Linked DNA regions of Homo sapiens: regions 2, 3, 4 and 5 are each linked to region 1. Evidence: chromatin loops called from intact Hi-C (ENCODE). Cell type or tissue: MCF 10A. All regions are shown on one strand. Region 1 holds the start of LOC107985713 (a long non-coding RNA gene). Region 2 has its middle 610 kb from the start of CPXCR1. Region 3 has its middle 180 kb from the start of KLHL4. Region 4 has its middle 450 kb from the start of KLHL4. Region 5 has its middle 180 kb from the start of KLHL4.

Region 1 (5,000 bases):
AAATGTGTTGGAAAAATCGATTAACTATGCCAAAAAAAAAATTAGACTGCCATCTTTCACCACACACAAAAATAAAATAAAAATAAATTAGAAACTATAATCTACTACCTGAAACTAGGAAACTACTAGAAGAAAACATTGGGGAAACACTGTAGGAAATTGGTCTGGGCAAATTTTTTTGTGTGTAAGACCTGAAAGGCACAGGGTACCAAAGCAAAAATAGACAAATAAGATTACCTCAAGCTAAAAAGCTTTCACGCAACAAATGAAACAATCAAAAAAATGAAGACAATCCACAGAATTGAAGAAAACAGTTGCAAACCATTGATCTGACAAAGGATTAATAACCAGAATATATAAGTGGCTTAAACAGTTCAAGAGCAAAATAATAATAATAATTCAATTAAAAGATAAGCAAAAGGCCGTGTCTGGTGGCTCATGCCTGTAATCCCAGTACTTTGGGAGGCTGAGGCGGGTGGATAACCTGAGGTCAGGAGTTCAAGACCAGTCTGGCCAACATGGTGAAACCCCATCTCTACTGAAAATACAAAAATTAACTGGGCATGGTGGCAGGGGCCTGTAATCCCGGCTACTCAGGAGGCTAAGGCATGAGAATCTCTTGAACCCGGGTGACAAGAGCAAAACTTCATCTCAAAAAAAAAAAAAAGCAAAAGATCTGAATAGACTTTTCTCAGAAGTACATAAATGACAAACATGTGTATGAGAAATGCTAAAAATAACAAATCATCAGAGAAATGCAAATCAAAATCACAGTGAGACATCATCTCACTCCAGTTAAAATAGCTTTTATCAAAAACACAGGCAATAACTCACAAGAGTATTGAGAAAGGAAAACTCTTGTACATTGTTGCTGAGAATATAAATTAATACTGTGACTATGGAGAACATTATGGAGGTTTCTCAAAGAAGAAAAAATAGATCTACCACTAGGCATGGTGGTTGACACCTGTAATCCCAACACTTTGAGAGGCCAAGATAGGTGAATTGTTTGAGCCCAATGTCAAGATCAGCCTGGGCAATATGGTGAAACTCCATCTCCACAAAAAAATTAAAAAAATTAGCCCAGCATGGTGGCATGCACCTATAGTCCCAGCTACTAGGGAGGCTGAGGTGGGAGGATCACTGGAGCCCAGAAGGTAGAGGTCGCAGTGAGTCAAGATCACCCCAGTGTACTCCAACCCAGGTAACAGAGCAAGACACTGAAAAAAAAAAAGTGCTACCATATATTAAGCAATTCTACTACTGGGTATATATTCAAAAGAAAGGAAATCAGTACATCAAAGAGATGTCTGCATTTCCATGTTATTGCTGCATTATTTAGAATAGTTCAAAATATGGAATCAACATAAATGCTCACCAATGAATAAGTGGATAAAGACAATATGGCATATATGCATAACAAAATATTATTCAGCCATAAAAAGAATGAAATCCTGTCATTTTAAGGAACACAGATGGAACTGGAGATCACTATATTAAGTGAAATAAGTCAGGCACAGAAAGACAAATATCACATTTTCTCACTCATATGATGGAGCTAAAATAGTGAATCTCATGAAAATGAAGAGTAGATTAATGGTTATCAAAGGCGGAAATGAAAGAAACAAAGAAGATTTTATATTTATAATAAGTACATAAGCATATATTACCACTAAACTTCGCATTTCAAAACAGCAAAATAATAAATTATATATGTATTTTTCACTTCAATAAAAAAAGAAACAAAAATGTAAAAAGCATGGAATTGTAATAAAACACACATATGTCAATGAAACAGAATTGAGAAACCAATTATAAATTCACATATTTATAGCTAACTGATTTTCAAAAAAGGAGTCAAGAACATACATTAGGAAAATGCCACTCTTTTCAGTAAATAGTTTTAGACAAACTGGATATCGACATGTAGAAGAATAAATCTAAATTTCCATCTTTTACCATATATAATAAACAACTCAAAATGCATTAAAAACTTAGATGTAAGACACAAATTATAAAAGAATAAAACATAGGGGAAATGCCTTAGAACATTGTTCTAGGTACAGATTTTATGAGTAATACTTCAAAAGTGAAGGCATTAAGAAAAATAGAGAAATGAGATTATGTCAAACAAAAAAGCTCCTGAACAGCAAAGGAAACAATCAGCAGTGGAAAGAGACAACCTGAAGAATAGGAGAAAATATTTGCAAACTATTCATTCACAAGGCGTTAATGTCCAGAATATATAAGGAACTCAAACAACTGAACAGAAAAAAAAATCTATTACAAAATTTTGGCAAATAGACATTTTTCAAAGAATAAATACAAATGACCAAGTACATAAAAAAATTTTCAACACTGACTTTCAGTTTCAAAATGGCAGCATAGCAGAAAGCTGGCCTCACCACCCCCATAGAAAACTAAAAACAAACATATAGTGCCAAGATTCTCTCCAGCAATAGCCCAGACCTCACACAGGAAGATGTGACAGTTCCCAGGACGGCAGGAAAGTCAAGAAACCTTAGAGCATATGTAAGAGATTCAGACTTCCACATCTGTGATGACCGTTCCTCCAATCTTCCCACCACCAAACACATAAAAATCTTCCTTAGGACTAATGGTCTCTACACTGGAAAAAGTGGGATCAAGAGGGGGCACCACCATCCTGACGATCTCAGCTTCACTGACAAAAAAACACATTCCTGCCTCAACCCACGGGAAGCATTGGGAGTGCCTGAAGGGAGAAATATTCCTGAAGACAGTGAGAGACAAATGGAGAAGGAAGGACAACCATTCCTAGCCCTGAAAACTCTGCTTTGTAACTCACCCAAAGGAGACATCAATTCAGAGCAACTGTTCAGTATCACCACATTTTAGAAGTTTTATCCCATAGTTCCCATGGGTACAAACCCCTAATTAGCTTTCCCACACTACTGGGATATTTCTCCTGTTACATCCCTCATTCTGGATGAAAGACATTCTGTTTACTAGAACTGCAGCAAACCTGGGCTTAAGGCTCCATCTAGTGCCCTAATGAAGGCATCAACCTAGCAGAAAAAAAAAAAAAAAGAAAAGTAAAGAAAGGAAAAGAAAAGAAGAAAAATCAATAGGCAAATTATAAAAAATCTCTAAGCAAACATATCTAACAACAACAACAAAAACAAGCCAAGCAGAGAAAACTGGAATAAATAATTAATATTTCAATGCAAAGAAATAGACATACTGCCACACAAACAACAGCAAAGGGAATTATGACATTCTCATATGTACAAAGCAAGAAACTAGTGACTGACCCTAATGAGATGGTGATTTGTTAACTCTCTAAGAATTTAAAATAGCAATTTAAAGAAATAGTGTTTTCCAAGATAACATAAAAAATCAATCAGGAATTAATCATAGAAACTTTGCAAATGAAATAATAAGACAATATCAAGCATAAACTGTGGAACTGAGATATACATTCACTTAACTGAAAAATTTATTAGAGGCCTTCAACAGCAGAATAGATCAAACATAGAAAATAATCAGGGAGATCAAAGACAGGCTATTTGAAAATACAGTCAGGAGAAAAATAAAAATAAATGAAGATAAAGTAAAATATAGAAAAATATCTCAAAAAACCAGCTCTAAGAATTATTGGTGTTCAAAGGGGAGCTAAGCAAGAGCAAGGTACAAAGCTTATCAGAAGAAATAATAGCATAAAATTTTCCAAAACTTAAGAAAGAGATAAATATCTAGGTACGGGAAGGTCAGAGAACACCAAAATAATTAAAGTCAAATAAGAGTACTCCAAGGCATATAATAATCAAATTCTCAAATGTCAAGCACAAAGAGAGGATCCTATAAGCATCAATATAAAATAAGAAAATAACATATAAAAGAGCTTCGATTCATCTAACAGACTTAACAAAAACCATTCAGGCCAGAAGGGTGTATGATGACATTTTCAAACTGCAACAAACAAACAAACAAAACCACTGTCATCCAACAATATTGTACCCAGGAAAGCTATTCTTCTTTTTTTTCTTTCTTTTCTTTTCTTTTTTTTTTTCTGAGATGGAGTCTCGCTCTGGTGAGCAGGCTGGAGTGCAGTGGCGCGATCTCAGCTCACTGCAACCTCTGCCTCCCGGATTCAAGCAATTCCCTGCCTCAGCCTCCCGAGTAGCTGGGATTACAGGCCTCCACCATCACGCCCAGCTAATTTTTATATTTTTAGTAGAGATGGGGTTTCACCATCTTGGCCAGGCTGGTCTTGAATTCCTGACCTCGTGATCTACCCATCTTGGCCTCCCAAAATGCTGGGATTACAGATGTGAGCCACAGCGCCCAGCCAGCTAGTCTTCAAATATGAAGAAGAGATAAAGTATTTCCCAGATAAAAGCTGAGATAATTCACCACCACCTGTCATGTATTATAAGAAATGCTAAAAGGAGTTTTTCATCCTGAAAGAAAAAGATACTAATGTGCAAAAACAAAACATTTGAAAGTATAAAACCCACTGGCAATTCTAAGTATACGGATAAACCCAGACTACTCTAATACTGTAATTTTGGTGTGTGATCCACTCATAACTTTATTATAAAGCCCAAAGGACAAATTTATCAAAAACAATAATAACCTCAGCAACCTGTTAAGAGACAGGCAATATAAAAATATGAAAATTGAGACAACTTAAGTCTAAATGTGAAAAATGGAATTAAAGTGTAGAGTTGTTTTTTTGTTGTTGTTTTCTTGGTTTGTTTCTTTTTTTTATTTGTGAGCTAAGACAAGTTGTCATCTTTTAAAAATAAAAGAATGAAAGAAAGAGAAATAAAGCAACAAAATGGCAGTAGTAAGTCCTTACTTATCAATACTGTCACTGAATGTAAATTGAATCAATTTTTCAATTAAAAGGCACAAAGTGGCTGAATGGATAAATCAGACCCAATATCCACCTCATCTATAAAGGCACATAGACCGAAAGTGATGGAGTGTTAAAAGATATTCTATGCAACTAGAAA
Region 2 (5,000 bases), 480 kb before region 1:
GCTATATTGTAAATTGTAAAAGAGACGTCTGAAAGGACACTCCAGGCTTAATTTAGTGTGTTTCATTTTTGAGCATCATTCTCTTAAGTTGTCCCAGACAGTAGACCTAAGATTATGCATGGTTCTTAAAGATACTGCATTTTAAATGTCTCAAGGAAGAGATGGTCATAATTTTTCTTGGTAATTCATTCAAACAATTACCATGTTTGAAAGTTCAGACCTGATAGTACATTTCTTGTCCAGGTTTCTTTATGGCTCAATTTCCTGTTCCTCATTAATGGTCATGTCCTTATTCTTGGATGTTCATGAAGACAAATTTCATACTAACTTTGTTGAAGCCTGTAAAAACACAAATTTCAGTTCCCCTTGTGATGTTCACTTCATCTCTTCATTAATGGATACAAAGTGTGGAACTTAAACCTGACTTTTGCAAAGTGATTGGCTGTGGAATTTTATTGGTTTGCTGTCTGTCTTTTTCACTTTCTCCCCAGGAGAGGACTTGAGACCATTTCTATCAGAGAAATTATGGCATCTGAACTGAACGATTAATTTTACTTATTACAATTGAATGCTATAGATTAGAATGTTAGCTAACAGGGCCAATGAGTCTTTTACCTTCTATTTGTGAGCCATATCTGATTGAAGATAAAACATTTGCCAGAGTAGTATTTCATTCATACAAAGTGGCAAATAAAAACGTACCTTGTAATCACCATAAGAGTTTTGAGAAATGTAAAGTGACTGTGACATTCATAATAGATTTTTGTATTTTAATAAAAACTCCAGCTCTTTTAGAGACACGTATCACATTTTATTTGAATGTTGATGTTGATAAACATAGCCAGAACACTAACACAGCCTGTGGGTTATGTAACAAGCATGTATTCTGCTCTTAGTTGTTACAGATTTACTGCTGCATTCAACAATTCATTTAGCAAAGTCATTTTAAAGTAATTAAATGTTTCCAGGCTGGAAAATAACAAATTTGGGGCAAAGCGATTGCTATGTTCACTCAATGCCTAGATATTGGTAACATTACTAGGAATGGGCTGGGTGCCGTGGCTCACACCTGTAATTCCAACACTTTGGGAGGCCGAGGCTGGCGGATCACGAGGTCAAGAGTTCGAGACCAGCCTGACCAACATGGTGAAACTCTGTCTCTACTAAAAATACAAAAATTAGCTGGGCTTGGTGGTGCCTGCCTATAATCCTAGCTACTCAGGATGTTGAGGCAGGAGAATCGCTTGAACCAGGGAGGCAGAAGTTGCAGCGAGCTGAGATCACGCCATTGCACTCCAACCTGGGTAACAGAGCGAGACTCCGTCTCAAAAAAAACTTACTAGCAATGGTTTGCCCGTTGTCAAACTAGTGCCTTTGATACTGTGTGTTCCTTTGTGTCATAGTTTTGATATGTTTTGTTTATTCTGTGATATGAAGATATTGAACACTTAAATATTTCAAGTTTACGTAGAGAAAAGCTATGCAACACATTTCTGATAATTTTAACTAACCACAAATGTTAAATGTTAAAATTGATCTCAGTTTTATATGAATTGATGCACTGAGATTAGTGAAGTAATCCTACTTGTACATTGGCACTTTCCACTCCCTCACATGCACAGTGATATCTGAAGAATTATTGCTTCCTTTCCAATATCATTCCACAAGCATTATTGAGATGATCCTGCATGCATGGCACTATGGATTATATAAAAATTCATAGACTAGAACTTATACTTTCAAAATCTTACTAGGCAATGAGGATTAAACAAATATCCCCAAATTATCATGTAACACGATTCAAGAGTCTTCTTTATAAATATTATGGTTGAAGTCATAGAAATAAATAAGATACCAGAGAAAGAATAAGGAAGGAGAAGAGAAAGGTTTCACAGGCATAATCATGTTTACATTTTGGGTTTATGTTTTGGAGGTTATGATTGGATCCTGGTGTATTTTACATTATGTTCTAGTGTAATTCAACCATTTATTAAAACAAAAATAACAAATTGTGTGATTCGTGCAGTGTTAATACTTACCAGGATAGAAGTACACTGAAGTCCTAAGGGTAACCAAAACGTGAAAATTATAAGAGTGGTGACCTATTCTCATATTATTCCTGCTTTAAGTTTCTTCTCAAGGAAATTAAGAAAGATGGTTTCTGAAGGTCTGTATCTTTGAGTTACATATGGAAACAAAAGGTCCCTGGGAAGCCTTCTCAATGACATCAAACAAGCTTTTCTAGATAGACTCACTGGTTGTTGCTGTAAGTTCTTTTCAACACACTGAGGATGATCCAACTGATATTGACATTTCTCTACAAAGTCATCAAAATCAGTTATCGACTACGGATTACCAGGGTACAAATCGGTTTTCAATATTCTAAAAAGAAAAGGAATTGAAAATATAGCTGATGTTCTTTGATACATAATGACAGTTAAAGGTTTTACAATTTCTCTGACACAAATGCTTTGAAACTTTTATATTGCTTTTGGGAATTTTCTTCAATTTGTTACTGAGTTCCCAGGTTTAAATAACCATCTTATTTCAACGCAAAAAATCATCATCAAGGTTATCACTAGATGGCAGTATGATTCTTCTAATAAAAATGGAGTAGTGCCAACATTTATGGTTAAAAATAATTAAAGATAAAGCATTATTGCAAGAGAAATCACACAACCACACTTTCTCCTGTTAGTCTGAAGCACATTCTTACACGTTTGGACCCATTTAATTAAATTTTCTTACTCTCAGCTAGTCTTAAAGGAGACTTTTGTTTGCGTTCTTACTATTTCAAAAAGAATTGCATATGTTTTCTAGTTTCCTTTTCACTCTTCCTGCTTTACACCCACTCTGACAGACAATAGAAACTTTGATAATTATTTGCTAAATGAAAAATGTTATACTAGTTGAAAAAATATTGCTGTGTTTTCGGGAAAATGTATTGGTAGGAGGAAAAAGAGGTAGGCTAGGTGTTCTCACTTAAACAGATTTTTGTTTTCTGTCAGATTTAAACAGTTTTTATTATAAATCTGATGAAACCACAGATATGATATGAAACTGTAGGAGACTTCAAAAATAATCAATATGTTTCATTTTTATTGTTTTTGGTGGAAATATATTTACATCAAATCAAATATTAACCAGAAATCCTATGTGTACAACCAAAGAAGGTGGAGCTGCTGCAGCTTCAGAGGAGGCGGAGAAACTAGGGCCCAGCCAGTTCTGTGCTCTTTCTCATTTCCTCAGCATTCCTTACGTGGATTTGAGGAAATCCCTGACACAGTCTAACTTCCTCACTTTTAAAATTTTATAATTCAAAGATTCAGAGAAGAATAATGGGAGTAAAACTTTATAGGAGTCCGTACTCAAGGTGATCATTGTGCTAGAAGCACAATTCTTCCTTTCCTTCCTAACCCAAGATTCAATATTATTTCCATTGGATTATTAATTATTAATCTTACACTCAACACCTGTGGAAAGTAAGAATGCCCCAGTGGTTGTGTATATTATTATCATTCTTTTATAAGTTTTTAACGTTTCTCGTCTTCATGTAATTGCTATATATGCCTGAAATTTCATGTGAAGGAGTGTAGGTATCTTATAATAGATATTATAGGAATGCCATAAGGCATGGTTTCCAATATTTTTACACTTTTAGCTGGTCTTGTTTCTCATAAAACAACAACAACATCAGCAAAATAATATAAGAAAGGAACATTAAACAGTAAGTAAGGAAAAAAGTACTAGAGGCAGAATGGCATAGTGGAAAAAGCAAGGGTTTTGGAGTCAGACTGCCTTGGTTCGAGAAAATTTACTGTGTCAACAATGGAAAAGTTACTAACAAAATCTTAGCTACCTCAGTGGTATAATCAAGATAATAATACTACTTAGCTCACCAGGCTGTCAGAAGGATTACGTGAGAATATTTATACAAAGATCCGTTACCAGGCCTGGATGGAAATAGGGACCATATGTAATTTCTTTTTTCTCCTCATTGCCACTCTTCTATTTTGGCTCTGATTTAAACACATCAGCTTGGTGACCTTGGCAATGCACTCGTTTAGACTTCTTTACCTCTAAATTCCTTCCTAGCTCTGATATTCCGTGGTTATAAAAATGCTATTATTTACATGGTTTAAATACTTCACACTTTTTACTATATTTTAATGTGATTTTTAATGAAATGTTAATAGTACCGGCACACAGATAGTCAGAATTCTTATTCATTGTTTCATTAGCAGCACTATCATTCATCACAAAACAAGGTAATAATATCATTTTCATTTAAAAATCCTTTTCTATTTAAACCTTTTGAACTTTGCTGACTAGACTTTGCTGGACCTTTTAAGTTTGGGATCATTTTCTAAAACTTCAATGAATTTATATAAATGAAAAGTACATCAACAAAAATATTCTTGTTTGTTTTCAAATATGTAATATGATAAAATTAAGAGCTGTATATTCAAGAATACTGCCTGTTTAACATTCTGATTTTCAAACGTTATACTTATCTTAAAGTTATATAACTTTTACATAAAAAAGCAAGCATGTTTTATTGAAATCTGTGTATTTTTTAAAATATCCCACTCTCAAATACATGTTCATCATACCATTAACTGGCATGCTACTATATATCATAAGCCATGAAAAGGCAGGCTTTGAAAAGCTTCACAGGTATAGCAGATATGCTGTTTTCCGAAACAGTAATAAGTGCTCATAATGGTCATATTTGTGGGACATGAAAGAACAAGAGTATGAAAGAAAGAAAAGATCAGTGTTGCACTTGTTTCAATAATAGAGTTGAGGAGAACAAGTAAGTAGAAAGGAGGAATAAACAAATGAAGGCCAAAAGAATCAGAACATTCACAATATTTTATTTAAATTCGAAATATATTAGAGGGTAATGTCTTAATAGGACAATAAGATGACTGTCTTTGAAAGCTTTCCTGTCTTTCCAATAATGATATTGATGTCTATAAAGATGGTGGCTCCATAAT
Region 3 (5,000 bases), 910 kb before region 1:
TTAAAAATTAACATCTTTTTGTTACTTTCTCTGTGTAAGAAATTATCCCAAATTTGGCATCTTAAAAATTAATGCTTATTACAACACACACTTTCAGAGGGTCAGGAAATATAAGAGTTGCTTCCTTGGGTGGTTCTAGTTCATGGTCTCTCATGAGGTTGCGATCAAGCTGTAGGCTGTGGATTAAATCATCTTAAGGTTTGAAGTGTAAACCCATCCTGATGTTTCACAGAATACCCAGGCAATGTGTCAATGATCATCAATGATTTATTTGCTGTGAAGTAAATAGGCTTCTGAATATTAAAATTTCCTAGAAATCATCTGTGTTCATTCGTAGTCCTTATGGGTTATGTTAGGCATACATCATTCCTGGCGTTTTTCCTAATTATAGTTCCTGGTTTGACTGCATAAGAGAACCAGCTCCATACTTTATATAAGTCTTAAGAAAGGGAATTGTGGTATTGGGATACTATACCAACTCTTGAATATATCTTAATATAATGGAAAGATATAGAGTCAAAGAGACCTGAGTTTAAATCCAGACTCTGCACATACTAGCTGAGTGATATTGAGAAAGTCACTTTAACCTCTTAGAACTTATTTCTTCATCAATAGAATGGAGGAAATAATGGTTTGTTAGTTCAGTTTCAGACCTATGGTGGTAATTATATTAAGCAAAGAATACACACACACACAAAATATATATATATATATATCATATATACATATGATATTATATATGTCATATATAACCTAGCCCTACAAAGTGCTCAATAAATGGTAATTATTATTATGATAGTTTTATGTACATATATATATGTATATGCCAGCCTAATAGCTTAACATTATGAAAGAAACATGGGCTTTAAAGTAAAAAAATAAAATCAAATAAAAACTGGATTTGTGTCTTGGCTGGAATCATCATTTATTAGCTGAGTGATCTTAACAGTTTTTTATCCTCTCAAAGCTTCAATTTTTTCATCAGTAATGTTTGACTTTAATAATAATATCTACCTCAAAGGGTCATATGCCCCTAACATCTTCTAAATTAGAAAGAAAAGTTAGCAGTGCCACTACTACTATTGCCAAATAATTTCACTGATACTACCTTTTCTCACCTTTCCTAACTAGCATCTTCCCTCCACAACTTGGCAATCTTGTTCTTTTCTCAGGATTGCCATGGAAGGAACACAGATGAACACACACACACACACACACACACACACACACACTGATCCTTATAGCACCTTAAGGCACACTGGAAGTTAGAGAGCAAGCTCTTTCAGCTTATGTCTTATCAGAAACTTCGTGGTGCATTTATGATGCCTTCAGACCACAAGCCTATACTCCTGAGCTGAGAACATCGGGGAAAATCATCAGTAGACACCCTATTAGTGGAATTCATCAGGCTTCATTCTCCCATTCAGATAGCCAATACTGCTGTTCTCACTTAAATTACCTGACCCTGCCCTCTGATTCCTGGCTTAGCACAGCTGCAGTAAACATCCCTTTCCTTGCAGACAACCATTGTATAATGATCTCTGTCAATGGGACTCAATAAGGCTTGGATAAAGGCCTGAGGCCTCCCTGATTCCAACCAGAGCATCAATGGAATATTTACCCACCAAGTCCACTGCTGAAGATACAACAATACTAACCTGAATGAAGGAAATACATAAAATAGGAAGAAATACAAATGGCCATGTGCCATGTTTACCTCGGGTATGAGCATTGTTTTCTATTAAGTTCTGTGAGGAATGTTAATTCAGAAATATTTATTTCATACCAAGAATCCAGGTGATGCTGATGCATACAAAAAGTTGAGAGAAACTGGTTTTGTCACATTCTCTGTAATATCAGATTTTCTCAGTAGATGGTGTTGTCAAACAATTTTTCTCTATTTCTGTCATCATATTAATAGTTTTTCATCAGCATCAAACAAGGTAGCAAATTTTTTCTCTCCATACTCTTTTCACTGTTTGGTAAGTTTGCATTTTCTTAGCTTCATCTGTTCTATTTTCTCAAGACACACACACACACACACACACACACACACAATATGTATAAAATGGAGTAGTCCAAAGTTAGGAGAATAAGTTACTAGGCCAGAATTGGCTACCATTTCCTATAAAGGGCAAGAGAGGAAATATGTTGCATTTTACCAAACATAATCTCTATTGCAACTACATAACTCAGCCAAATAGCATGCAAACAACCCTACAGAATATGTTTAAAAAAATGAGTGTAGAGCTGTTCCAAAAAAAATTTAGTTATGGGCACTAAAATTTAAATTTCAAGTAATTTATTTTTTTTAACACACAGTCTTGCTCTGTTGCTCAGGCTGGAGTACAGTGGTGCTATCTCAGCTCACCGCAACCTCCACATCCCAGGCTCAAGCAATTCTTGTGTCTCAGCCTCCCGAGTAGCTGGGGTTACTGGCGACGCCACCATGCCCAACTAACTTTTGTATTTTTAGTAGAGACAGGGTTTTGCCATGTTGGCCAGGCTGGTAAGAAACTCCTGGCCTCAAGTGATCTGCCTGCTTTGGCCTCCCGAAGTGCTGGGATTACAGGCATAAGCCACCGTGCCTGGCCCAATTTCAATTAATTCTTAGATATCACAAAATAGTTTTCTTCTTTTGATTGTCTTTTAACCACTTAAAAATGTAAAAACCATTCATAGCTCACAGGCTATATAAAAACAGAGAGTGACCTACATTTGGCCTGCTGTCTGTGGGCTGTAATTTGATGACCCTTGGTCTATATATTTATACTTGTTGAAACCAAAGTTACTGTAGTTAAGAGCTTAGACTCTGATGTCTGGCAGTCTGGGAACAAGTGTTGGCTTGGGAATGTTAGTTCTCTAACTGTTTCAAGCGTTATTTTCTTTATCTCTATAATGGGAGTAATAATAGTAAAGGCCTTTTAGGGTTATTGAAATAATTATGACTTGATTTGTGAAAAGAGCTCAGAATAGCATAGAATGTATGGAAAGCAGCCAGTACATTATAACTATTGTTATAGGCTAAATCCTTTTCTAGACATTTTCAACACATCACCTCACTTCAATTTCATAATAATGCTTTGATGTAGGTATTATTATGTCTCCTTAAGAGATAAGGAAACCAAAACTCAAAGAGGTAAGTGATTTGCTCTAGGTTACATAGCCAGTAGACAGTAGGCCTGAATTTGAAGTCACACTCAGGTTTTACCCCACGCTCATGCTTTGCCACTCTGCTTACCTTTTCCTTGAGCTCATTTGTGTAATGCTCTGGATAAAGTCTCAAACTCTTTGTTAAATAGTGCTAGTCATAATTTTTGTTTCTTTTTGGGACGGATTCTCACCCTTATACCCAGGCTAGAGTGCAATGGTGTGATCATAGCTCACTGCAACCTTGAACTCTTGGGCTCTGGTGATCCTCGTGCCTCAGCCTCCCAAGTAGCCAATACTACAGGTGTGTGCAGCCATGCCTGGCTATTTTTTATATTTTTGTATAAATGAGGTCTCACTATATTGCCCAGGCTGGTCTCAAACTCCTGACCTCAAGTGATCCTCCTGCCTTGGCCTCCCAAAGTGCTAGTAATACAGGCATGAGCCACTATAACCAGACAAAATTTATATTTTTAGGAGCTACTGAGATTCACAATCAACATACTAATTTGTGTTTTATACAAAATAGCTTGTGAAACTCAAAAAATATAGTTGTTATGATAGTTTTGTGTGTCAACTTGGCTAGGCTATGGTACCCAGTTGTTTAAACACTGATATAGGTGCTGCTGTGAAGGTATTTTGTAGATGTGTTAACATGTACAATGAGTTAAGTTGAGTAAAGGAGATTACTTTGATTATATGGGTGAACATTACTGAGTCAACTGAAAGGCCTTAAAAGAAAATAAGATTTTCCTGAGAAAAAAAAAAGCAGCCTCAAAACTGCAACATTAGTTTCCAGTCTATCAGCCTGCCTTACAAATTTCAGAATTAGAAGCTCCCAAAACCATATAAGCCAATGTGTTTTCTTTAATTTTTAATTTTTGTGAGTACACACTAGGTGTCTATATCTATGGGGTACATGAGATGTTTGGATAAAGATGTAAAGTTTTAACACGCTAAAAAAAAAACTAGGTTTGTCTTCATTTGTACATATAACTAGGCTTTCTCTAGCTTCTCTATCTTAGGGGAAAATTTAGGTGATAGCAACAATTGCAAAGCAGGATTTCTCTGGCTCTTCTCTCTTACTCTATAGTAGCATTTCTCAACTGGGGACAATTTTGCCTACTCAGCGGACATTTGGCAATACGTGGAGACATTTTTGGTTGACACAGCTGATGAGTACAACTAGAATCTAGTAGGCAGATATCAGAGATGCTGCTAAATATTTTCATTGCAAAGGTTAACCCCCCACGACAAAGCACTATTCATCCTAAAATGTCATACTTCCAAAATTGAGGAAAGCTTATCTATAGGAAACAGTCTCTTCAAAATCTTTTCAAATTTTTATTGGAGTCGCCAGGTAGGAACAAAAATGCTCCGTTTCACTTTGATTCCTTTTTTGCTGCCAGTGCTAATAGTAGTAACTATAGAATCATTGTCTAAGAAGTGCTCAACACTGGTGTTGGAGCTTGCTGTATGTAGAGATGCTATTTCTAATACATGTTGTTACCTGAGATGAGGCTACAGATGCCTAATATCTAGAATTCCAGTGTCTGTGTTGAAGATATCACCTATCATCATTGCTGGAACTGCTGGAACTATTGTTTCCAGTACCAGAGTCTTCTGCTCTCTCATCATTCCTACTCTGCTCAAGGTTTTTTATTCTTTTTGTAAAATTTTTTTATTTTTAATTTTTTTTTGGTACATAGTAGGTGTATATATTTATGGAGTACATGAGATATTTTGGAACAGGTATGCAAATGCGTAATAACCACTTCATGGAAAATTGGATGCCCATCCCTTCAAGCATTTATCCTTTGTCTTACAAACAATCCAGTTATACTCTTTCA
Region 4 (5,000 bases), 640 kb before region 1:
TCAGTTGTGACTATTTCTTTTTTTATCCATGTGTACTCCCACTTGTTCCTCTAGTATCAGCCTCAATTCTTTGCCTTGGTGTCCTTCTGATCACAGGTTTTGCATTCCCTCCTTCAATATTTCCTCCTCACTCTCCGCATGTCTTCCCAAATCTCTTTTCTCTATTGCTGTTGCTATTACCTCTAATTACTCTCCTTTACACTTTTAGTATGCTTTTATTATACTTCAACTTCGGGTTCTAATCAGCATTGCCTATTTTGTTATTTTCTTCTTTATCTGGAAAAGTTGCATGCATCTTCCCCACTCCTGCACTTTCTCAAACACAAACTTAACCCATTGTTTTAAAATTTTTGTCCCTTTATTCCCTTTATTTTTTCTCCTTTTTCATTCTTTGCAGTATTTTATTTTCTTTTTAATTTTCCCTATTTTTTTTTCTTTACAGCAATCCTGAGTAAAAAATGCTTGTCAGCAGTTTATCCTTCCCACCCAATTCCAGACCACCATATCATCTTACCTGTGGTAAAATAGCTCTTTCAATCTTTCATTTGACTAAATCATCTTAGTTACTGCTTTGCGATCTGCCTCTTCTATACTAACGCAATTTCTATTTTATTGATTAAGAACCACTGGACTGTAAGTTCTATGAGGGCAAGGATATTTTTCTTTTTTGTTCACTGCTGTACCTCTAGCACCTAATGTAGTAGGTCTGGGATGGGGCCCAGGGGGCTCCATTTTTATATGCTTTTCAGGTGATTTTGATCTTTGTGGTCTATGGAACACACTTTTAGGAGTATACTAAACTTTATATGATGTGGTGTGTGTGCAGGGATGACTCCCAATGGCGTTGTGCTCTTATTTTTCTTTAGAGATCCAGAGAGTGGAAAAACCTGTGATTAGTTCTAAAATTTCTTATTCTATTGGGGTACCAATGGAGACTTTCTGTCCCCAAATTCCTCCTCTCTGAGAGCATCTCTAGTTTATATATATATATATGTATATGTATATATATATGTGTGTATATATATGTGTATATATATATGTGTATATATATACGTATACATATATATGTATATATATACGTATATATATGTATATATGTATATATATGTATATATATATGTGTATATATATATGTATATATATATATGTGTATATATATATATATATATATATACTACAGGAGAATTCTATTTCAATTAGAGCTCCGTCCCTCCCCAGAATATTCTATTGTGGGATACACTTCCGGTTGCTGGAAATAAGAAGGTCTTAAAATCAAACCAAGTGGAGATTACGTTCATTTCAGAGATAATTTCTGCCACTCTACAAATATTAGAGCATCATGATTACCCTCCATGTTCAATGCCCAAGACATATTTGAAGTTGATGTGGTTTGGATCTGTGTCCCCACCCAATTCTCATGTCAAATTGTAATTCCCAATGTTGGAGGTGGGGCCTGGTGAGACGTCATTGGATCATGGGTGTAGTCCTTCATGAATGGTTGAGCACCATCCTCTTGGTGCTGTTCTTGTGATAGTATGTGAGTGAGTTATAATGAGAACTGGTTGTTTAAAACTGTGTAGCACCTCCTTCTACATTCTCTCTTGCTCCTGCTCCCCCTTCACATTCCGCCATGATTCTAAGTTTCCTGAGGCCTCCTCAGAAGCTGAGCAGAAGCTGTTGTGCCTCCTGCATAGCCTGCAGAACCATGAGCCAATTAAACCTAATTTATAAATTACTCAGTCTCAGGTATGTCTCTATAGCAATGTGAGAATGGACTGATACAAAAGTTATATTTTGAAAAGCTAAAACAAAAATAAAAATAGGAAAAAATATATTTCAAAAATGCAAACATTATCGGCATTCTGACTTGTCCTTATTTTTTTTCACCTTCATGGACATTTAAAAAAATTTGAAATAAAGGCATAACCAAATCAATGCCATAATGCAATCTCTACTTATATAGCTTGTGGTTCATACAAAAATGTCCTTCCCGGTAATCATAGGAATTGCCTGAGTATAGTTCAATTTTTAAAGGTATTAGCATCCTTCAAATTGACATCACTTCAAAAAATAAAAATAAAAAAGATTTAAGCTAACACATTTTTCCAGTGTAATATATCTATACATTAAGGCATCAACGTAGCACTAAGGTTCCCAGGCATTACCGGAACTAGTACAGATGGACATTTCTTGTCAATAGCTCACAGAATGTCAACAAGCCCAAAACTGCTTATGGTAATAAAGACTCTGAGATTGTGGAAGGTTAATTTACTTAAGAATTGTATTACATATCAAATATCTTGTTTAAGCCTAAAATCTTAATGACTGAGTTTTAGATTTCACAAAATTTAACAAATATAATGTGAATACGTTTCCAATTATCCATTTGTTTTGTTTTGTTTTTTGCAGTTCTCTGGAGACAGATCTCCATTTATTTCCAGACTCAATGAACTGACCAGCAGATGTCATTATTGCTATTTTAAAATGTTCTTAACAAAGGAAACAGGGAGTAGCAAAACAAACTGGCCGAATATTGCTTTTTACATTAAAAAAAGGTGTTCTCCTTTTACTTATGATTTATACTGCATAGATATGAAAAAGATCTGCATCACTTACTTTTAAATACTGAACAAAGTATGCCCTTTGGAGAAAGTGTTACATGCCAATAAAATTAATAATGTGCAGTTACACACAAGTTCAGTACTTGTGATTATATCAACCATTTAGGGCTTTTTAGTTAGTGTGATAGCTTTTTTCCCCTAGATGCCATATGTATGTTTTCAAGATGATGGCATTAAACAATTAATAATTTACTTAATTGTTACATTTAGGGAGGCTGTTTTATTTTCTTTTGGCAACATTCAGCAATATGCTTATCTTTAATAAGTTCCTACAAGATGGAGATGATTATAGGAGTTAAGAGGAGAAAGATTTTGATAAATCTTCTACAAAAATAAATACCTTCACTAGTTCTGAATAATGTAAACAGTCTGGAAATAGAAGGCCTTTGCTAAGATTTACAGGGAGTTTTGAATTCTAGTTCACAATACAGATATACAAAGTGCTGATGATTTCTAACTCACTACCAAGCTTACAACACAGTCAATATTTATCATTCCATTTCTTCCTGCAAGTTAAAAAAACCCAACAAACTAAATAAAGTCACAATAATAGTCCAGACATGCTCTGTCTCTGCCTGTGCCCTGTCTCATCAACTCAGAACTTTCCGCTTCCCTTCAAGTCTCCTTCCCACAAATATTTTTGGGAATTTCCTAGAGGAGAGCCCTCATGAGTTAACGAGTAGCCCTCACAGTTGCCATCTGGAGTTTGCCATTTTTCTTCTCAAGGCAGCAGATGCTTTCATTTGCTTATTTTGATGATCTATGTCAAGGTTGAGTTTGAGAGTCAGACATTAATTAACAGTGTCTCTTGTACAGATGACATTAAAAAAAATAAACATCTAATGGGGTGTTTGTTATAAGAACCCAAAGTGGAGGTAATATTTGTGAACAAAGTCCTCTTAAATACAACAAAACACCAAGAAGGTGTCTTGCTGCTATTGCCACTAGAGAGTGTCTCCAAATCACTGATACTGATGGTGCTATAGATACATAAAGCCCCTCAGGTCATTGACGTCATGTTATGTTCTGTGGTGAAAAGGAAAAACAAAATTCTTCTCTTTCACCTTTTCTTTATTACTATGGTCCCAATTTGGCACTGTATTTTGCTCACAGATATTTGTGTGTAAGTTGTTCTTTTCATTTCTACTCAGTAATCTCTTCGTAGGCTTGGGGGACTTGACAGAAAATTATGTAAATGACATACAGCTACTCTATTTAAACTGTTCCTCTGCCTTATTTGCCAGGGCAATACTACTATTATGAAACTTCCATGACTGACTCTCCTTTGCTCCAGTAATCATACCATCATAGCTAATAATTTTAATAATGTTATTCATCAAGCACTATGTAAAATGCTTTTTATTTTAATTCCCTGAAAGTCTCTCAGAGTTAGATTTTACAGAATTGGAAACAATAACAGAAAAACTAAAGGACAAGCCAAATAACATGTGACTAGTAAGTGGCAAAGCTAGAGTTCAAAGTAGTGTCTACCTCTAGTGCCTGAGTTTATGTCACTAATCTAACAAGCCCCACAGTGGTCCTTTTAGAATGTGTCAAGCACCCAGTAATCACAGATGTAATGTGGGGGAAAGAAAGAGAGATCAGACTGTTACTTTGTCTATGTAGAAAAAGGAAGACATAAGAAACTCCATTTTGATCTGTACTAAGAAAAATTCTTTTGCCTTGAGATGCTGTTAATCTGTAACCCTAGCCCCAACCCTGTGCTCCCAGAAACATGTGCTGTATTGACTCAAGGTTTAATGGATTTAGGGCTGTGCAGAATGTGCTTTGTTAAAAATGTGTTTGCAGGCAGTATGCTTGATAAAAGTCGCCGCCATTCTCCAATCTCGAGTACCCAGGGACACAATGCACTGCGGAAGGCTGCAGGGACCTCTGCCCAAGAAGGCCTGGGTATTGTCCAAGGTTTCTCCCCACTGAGACAGCCTGAGATATGGCCTTGTGGGAAGGGAAAGACCTGACCATCCCCCAGCCCGACATCCGTAAAGGGTCTGTGCTGAGGAGGATTAGTGAAAGAGGAAGGCCTCTTTGCAGTTGAGATAAGAGGAAGGCATCTGTCTCCTGCTCGTCCCTGAGAATGGAGTGTCTCAGTGTAAAACTCGATTGAACATTCTATTTACTGGGATAGGAGAAAACTGCCTTATGGCTGGAGGTGAGACATGCTGGTGGCAATACTGCTCTTTACTGCACTGAGATGTTTGTGTAAAGTCAAACGTAAATCTGGCCTATGTGCACATTGAGGCACAGCACTTTTCCTTAAACTTATTTATGACACAGAATCATTTGCTCACATGTTTTCCTGCGGACCCTCTCCCCACCATTACCCTATAGTCCTGCCACTTCCCCCTCGCAGAGATGGTA
Region 5 (5,000 bases), 1.3 Mb before region 1:
ATAGAATGGTGTTTATTAGAGGATGAGGTATAAGGGGTCGGGGAGACATTGGTCAAATAATACAAAACTTCAGTTACATAAGAGAAATAATTTCAAGAGATCTATTGTACAACATGATGACTGTAGTTAAAAGATATATGTTTTATTTTGAAAATCTCTGAGAGTAGATTTTAAGTGTTCTCTCCACAAAAATATGGTATGTGAGGTAATGTATATGTTCAACTCATATGACTCAACTGAGCCATTCCACAGTGTATACATATTTCAAAATATTATGTTGTCTTTTTAAAAATATGCATTTTTAATTTGCCAATTAAAAAATAAAATAATATGAGCTAAAACTATAAAACATATAAAACCTATAAGAAAATATGGGGCAAATCTTTATGACATTAGATTTGACAGTGATTTTTTTAGATGTGACACCAAAAACACAGGCATCAACAAAATATATATAATTTTTTTGGACTTCATCAAAATTAAAAACTTCTTTGTGCTATCAAACAAGTGAAACACTATCAAATAGTGAAACACTATCAAACAAGTGAAAAAGCAACTTATAAAATGAAAGAAAATATTTGCAAGTCATATATTTGATAAAGAATTGGTTTCTAGAATATATATATAAAGAGCTCCTACAACTCAACAACGAAAAAGAATACAAATCAATTGAATAGTGGACAAAAGGCTTAGACAATTCTCCAAAGAAATATGCAAGTATTCAATATATAAAAAATTATCAACATCATTAGTCATTAAGACAATAAAATGAAAATAACATATTACTTTATACCCATTATAATGGCTATTATCAATATGAAATAAAACTAATCTAAAAAAAAGTTGTTAAGGATGTGTAGAAATTGAAACCCTAGTACATTGCTGATGAGAATGTAAAATGATGTAGCAGCTGTTGAAGACCTCTAGTGGTTACTGAAAAAATTCAACCCAGAACTACTATATATCCAGAAATTTCACTTCTAGGTATGTATCCAAAAGAATTGAAAGGAAGGACTGGAACAGCTATTTGTACATGAATGTTCACAGCATTATTATTTGCAATTGCCAAAAAGTGGAAATAACCCACGTGTCTATATATATATGAATGAATTATCAATATGTGAAATATACATCTAATGAACTACTCTTTAGCCTTAAAATGAAATAAAATTCTGATGTGTATTACAACATGGATGACTTTCAGAAATATTATGCTAAGTAAAATAAGTTAGACACAAAAGGGAAAATATTGTATGATCTCACGTGAGATACCTAGAGTAATCAAATTCTTAGAGACAAAATAGTGTGTTATAGGGTCGCATGGGAGGGGATCATTGGGAATCATTGTTCAGTGGGTACAGGGTTTCAGGTTTGAAGGATGAACAGGTTTGGAGATCAATAGTAGTGATAGTTGCACGAGAACACGAATATTCTTAATTCCACTAAACTGTATGCTTAAAAATGGTAAATTTTGTGTTATGTGTATTTCACCACCATAACAACCGATACAGTAGCAAGAAAAAATCATGAATGTGGAAATATCCCAAAAGGGATGAGAAAAAAATTGAGTGAAATGGCTTTGGAATTTAGAATATAGGAATAGAACAGAGAAGAGGGTTATGATAAAATGAACAAAGAAACTTTTTTTTTGCTATTGCCAAAAAGTGAAAATAACCCATATGTCTATATATGTATGAATGAATTATCAATATGTGCTATATACATCTAATGAACTATTCTTTAGCCTTAAAGTGAAATAAAATTCTGATGCATATTACAACATGGATGACTTTTGAAAATATTATGCTAAGTAAAATAAGTCAAACACAAAAGGGAAATATTGTATGAATTGGTATGAAGAAAATAAGTAGATTAGGAAGATTATATCAATCAGATTATATGTAAAAGAGAAGTTATTGTTGAGAGTGAGGGTAGCAGGGATGGAACTTAGATTTGCACTTGGAAAATGGACTGGTGTGGGAAATAGTTTTTAACAGAAATTCTGTAAGTAATTTATAGAAATATTAATATGTATATTTTAATTATCACACTTCAAGTGTAACATGGTTAGTTTATTACAAAGCAGCAGAAACATTTTAGATAATTCATTCTCAAAATCTGAGCATGCCCTGTACAAAGAATTAGTTTACATATCAATAATCCAGTACTCCAGCAGAGGGACATCTTGAGTTAAAAATTAACAAAGCAGCACTGAAAACAAAAGAGGAAGAAGGAATCTATTTCTTCACACTCAACTGCCACTATTATACTACAGTGACAAAAACAATGCATTTTATTAAAATTTGTAATGCACTTAATATGGTCTATGGCCAATAATGCCTAACTTTTCAAAATATACATTAAATTAACCCTTGGAACTTTTTAGCTATGGATCAGTAACATTATTGGAACTTGGGTATAAAAATTTAGCTCTTTTAATTATGCTGTTCAGATATAACATATATTAAGTCCCATGTTCACCATCTTTGTTGTTTTGCCTCCTAATATTCTGTACTATTTATGTCTTATTTTCCTCTTATTAACCGTCCCAAATTAAATAGCAGCATTTGATAATACATTACACATGTAAACCTTTTGTCTTTCTCAATATCATCATTCAAATTTTAACAGCTTCTTTGTTTTAATTTAAAAAACACACATAAAATAGAAGTTTTAAATTAAAACTTTACATGTTTTGGACATTGGTTCCATTACTTTATTATTTTTAATTAATAGCTTCTTTGTGACTTTTTTCAATAGAAATTGTATGAATGAATAAAATCTAGCAATTACTCTGTTGCAGAGTTGTACTTCCACCAGAAAGATGTTTTATAACATAGCCAGTTAACAGGAATTTATGAAATCAAATTATGTCTTCTCACTTTTGATTTAGACAACAGATGCAAGAATTATCATTTTCAGCTTTGATGACTGTCACCACCCAGTCTTTGGACATCATTTCTTTAACTTAGCAAATAAGTGTTGATTGACTAATTGTGTTTCAGGCACCTATGTTCTAGGTTCTAGGTACATGCCTGTTAATTTAAAGAAAAAAACCTCTCTGTCCTAATGGACTTTACATTGTGCTCATTGTTCTCCTGATCCTAAGAATTGTTACTTTCAGGTACTTCTGAAAGTGGGGATAAAAAAGGGGCAAAATTAAGAAGATTGTCTCTTTCATGACCTTATCTCCTCTAGTTTTGCTTCTCTCTTTTATACTATTTTATCTTTGTTTTCTTCATTTCAATCAATTCTTCAACTTCATCTATAAATACATTTAGACCTCTTCAGACTGTAAATTTTGGGGGGAATTTATCCCTTAAGTCTCCTATGTTCTATTATCTAATCTTTTACTTACTTTTACTTTGTATCATTTAGGGTGCTTTTGGTCCATAAAACAGCAACCCAATTCAGAATGACTTAAATAACAATGAAATTTACTAAGCTACAAAAGTAAGGAGTCAGGGTGGCCTCAAGGCTCTGGCTCCATTTCTCTGTGATTCTTTACAATCTGCAGTTTTTTCATATATTGAATTTACCCTCAGGCTTCTAACAATAGGATTGAAATAGCTCAAGGTGTCAACTTCTGACATGGTGACCTCCAAAAGAAGAAAAGTATGTCTTTTTGTAGTGTCATGCTGACTTTCCTGAGAAGGAACTCCGCAGTGTTTGCATATCACATTGACAAGTTTTGGGCCACATGCCGATTTCTAAACTTATTACTGGCAAAATAAATAAGATTTTATTACTATGATTGGTTTAGACTAATAGTTTTGAGTGGCATCAACTATGACTACTGCAACATCTCAAGTCAGTTTCTCTTAGACTATTTTTGGTCTACTTCGGTTTATATTGTTGGATGATGTTAACCCCTATGGTCCATTGTTGCCTGTGTAATGTAAGAAATGCATCACATAAAATCCATTATTTTTATATTACTTAAAACATCCAGATAGAGTGCTTTATATATTGTAGTATATAGCACATTTTTTTAGTTTAACTTTGTTTTCACTATTTGAGGGTCAATATTGATGTAGACTGCAAGGTTCACAGAAAATTGATTCCAGACTAAATTAGCAGAGTTTTTGTTTTTTTCATCTTTTAAGAAACTGACTATTCTGTAACAATTATTATTATTAACACTATTTTTGTTATTAAAATTATTGATACTGGAGTACAAAAAGGATAAGAAAAATGTGATTTGTTACTGTGAAAATATTAAGTTCTGTCATTTTACATGGATTCTTTCTCATGTATACCTAAATATCATAAGCTACCCTTGCTATCATTGTTTTATACTTATACTTTCATTTATTTATTTATTTATTTATTTATTTATTTATTTGGAGACAGCGTTTTACTCTGTCACCCAGGCTGGAGTGCAGTGGTGCTATCTCGGCTCACTGCAACCTCCGCCTCCCGGGTTCAAGTGATTCTCCTGCATCAGCCCTCAGCCTCCAGAGTAGCTGGGATTACAGGTGTGTGCCATTACATCCGACTATTTTTGTATTTTTAGTAGAGATGGGGTTTTGCCATGTTGGCCAGGTTGGTCTCAAACTCCTGGCCCCATGTGATCCACCAGCCTCAGCCTCCCAAAGTACTGGGATTACAGGCGTGATCCCTGGTATATCCCACAACACCTGGCACTTATACTTTTGTCTCCAGCAGCATATTGACACTATAACTGGACTGTAAGAATCTTTAGGAAATGATATAACAGGGTTGGTCGCAGTGGCTCCCGCTTTTAATCCCAGCACTTTGAGATCACTTGAGGTCAGGAGTTCGAGACCAGTTTGGCCAACATGGTGAAACCGTGTCTCTCCAAAAAAAAAAAAAAAAAAAAAACAACAACTCCCCCCAAAAATATTAGCTGGGCATGGTGGCACGTGCCTGTAATCCCAGCCACTCGGGAGGCTGAGGCATGAGAATTGCTTGAACTCAGGAGGCAGAGGTTACAGTGAGCTGAGATCATGCCACTGCACTCCAGCCTGGGCAACAGA

What was found. A loop is a pair of places that touch in the nucleus more often than their neighbours do. Peaks named below come from ENCODE experiments on the same cell type or tissue, not always from the same donor. Only the 100,000 strongest peaks of a DNase experiment are listed, where the experiment ranks them.
Region 2: it touches region 1 in a loop (11-fold over the local background); 10 of 110 quality-filtered maps call a loop at or near these places.
Region 3: a loop joins it to region 1, with 14 times the contacts of the local background. A loop is called at or near these places in 6 of 110 quality-filtered maps.
Region 4: a loop joins it to region 1, with 24 times the contacts of the local background. A loop is called at or near these places in 4 of 110 quality-filtered maps.
Region 5: it touches region 1 in a loop (30-fold over the local background); 3 of 110 quality-filtered maps call a loop at or near these places.

What each region holds. Positions count from the first base shown.
Region 1 is chrX:88,610,521-88,615,520 of GRCh38, forward strand. It overlaps LOC107985713 (a long non-coding RNA gene), which reads right to left and starts at 2,970. Exons shown (of 5, transcript XR_001755911.2): 1 at 2,828-2,970. In MCF 10A, a CTCF peak has its summit at 3,024 (motif pointing left); a DNase peak (open chromatin) is centred at 3,001.
Region 2 is chrX:88,133,323-88,138,322 of GRCh38, forward strand. No RefSeq gene overlaps it. Among named protein-coding and RNA genes, the nearest start is that of CPXCR1, 610 kb to the right of the region's middle. In MCF 10A, a CTCF peak has its summit at 2,687; no DNase peak of the experiment used is centred here.
Region 3 is chrX:87,695,746-87,700,745 of GRCh38, forward strand. No RefSeq gene overlaps it. Among named protein-coding and RNA genes, the nearest start is that of KLHL4, 180 kb to the left of the region's middle. In MCF 10A, a CTCF peak has its summit at 1,883; no DNase peak of the experiment used is centred here.
Region 4 is chrX:87,967,851-87,972,850 of GRCh38, forward strand. No RefSeq gene overlaps it. Among named protein-coding and RNA genes, the nearest start is that of KLHL4, 450 kb to the left of the region's middle. In MCF 10A, no CTCF peak of the experiment used is centred here; no DNase peak of the experiment used is centred here.
Region 5 is chrX:87,336,524-87,341,523 of GRCh38, forward strand. No RefSeq gene overlaps it. Among named protein-coding and RNA genes, the nearest start is that of KLHL4, 180 kb to the right of the region's middle. In MCF 10A, CTCF peaks have their summits at 923, 1,122 and 2,203; no DNase peak of the experiment used is centred here.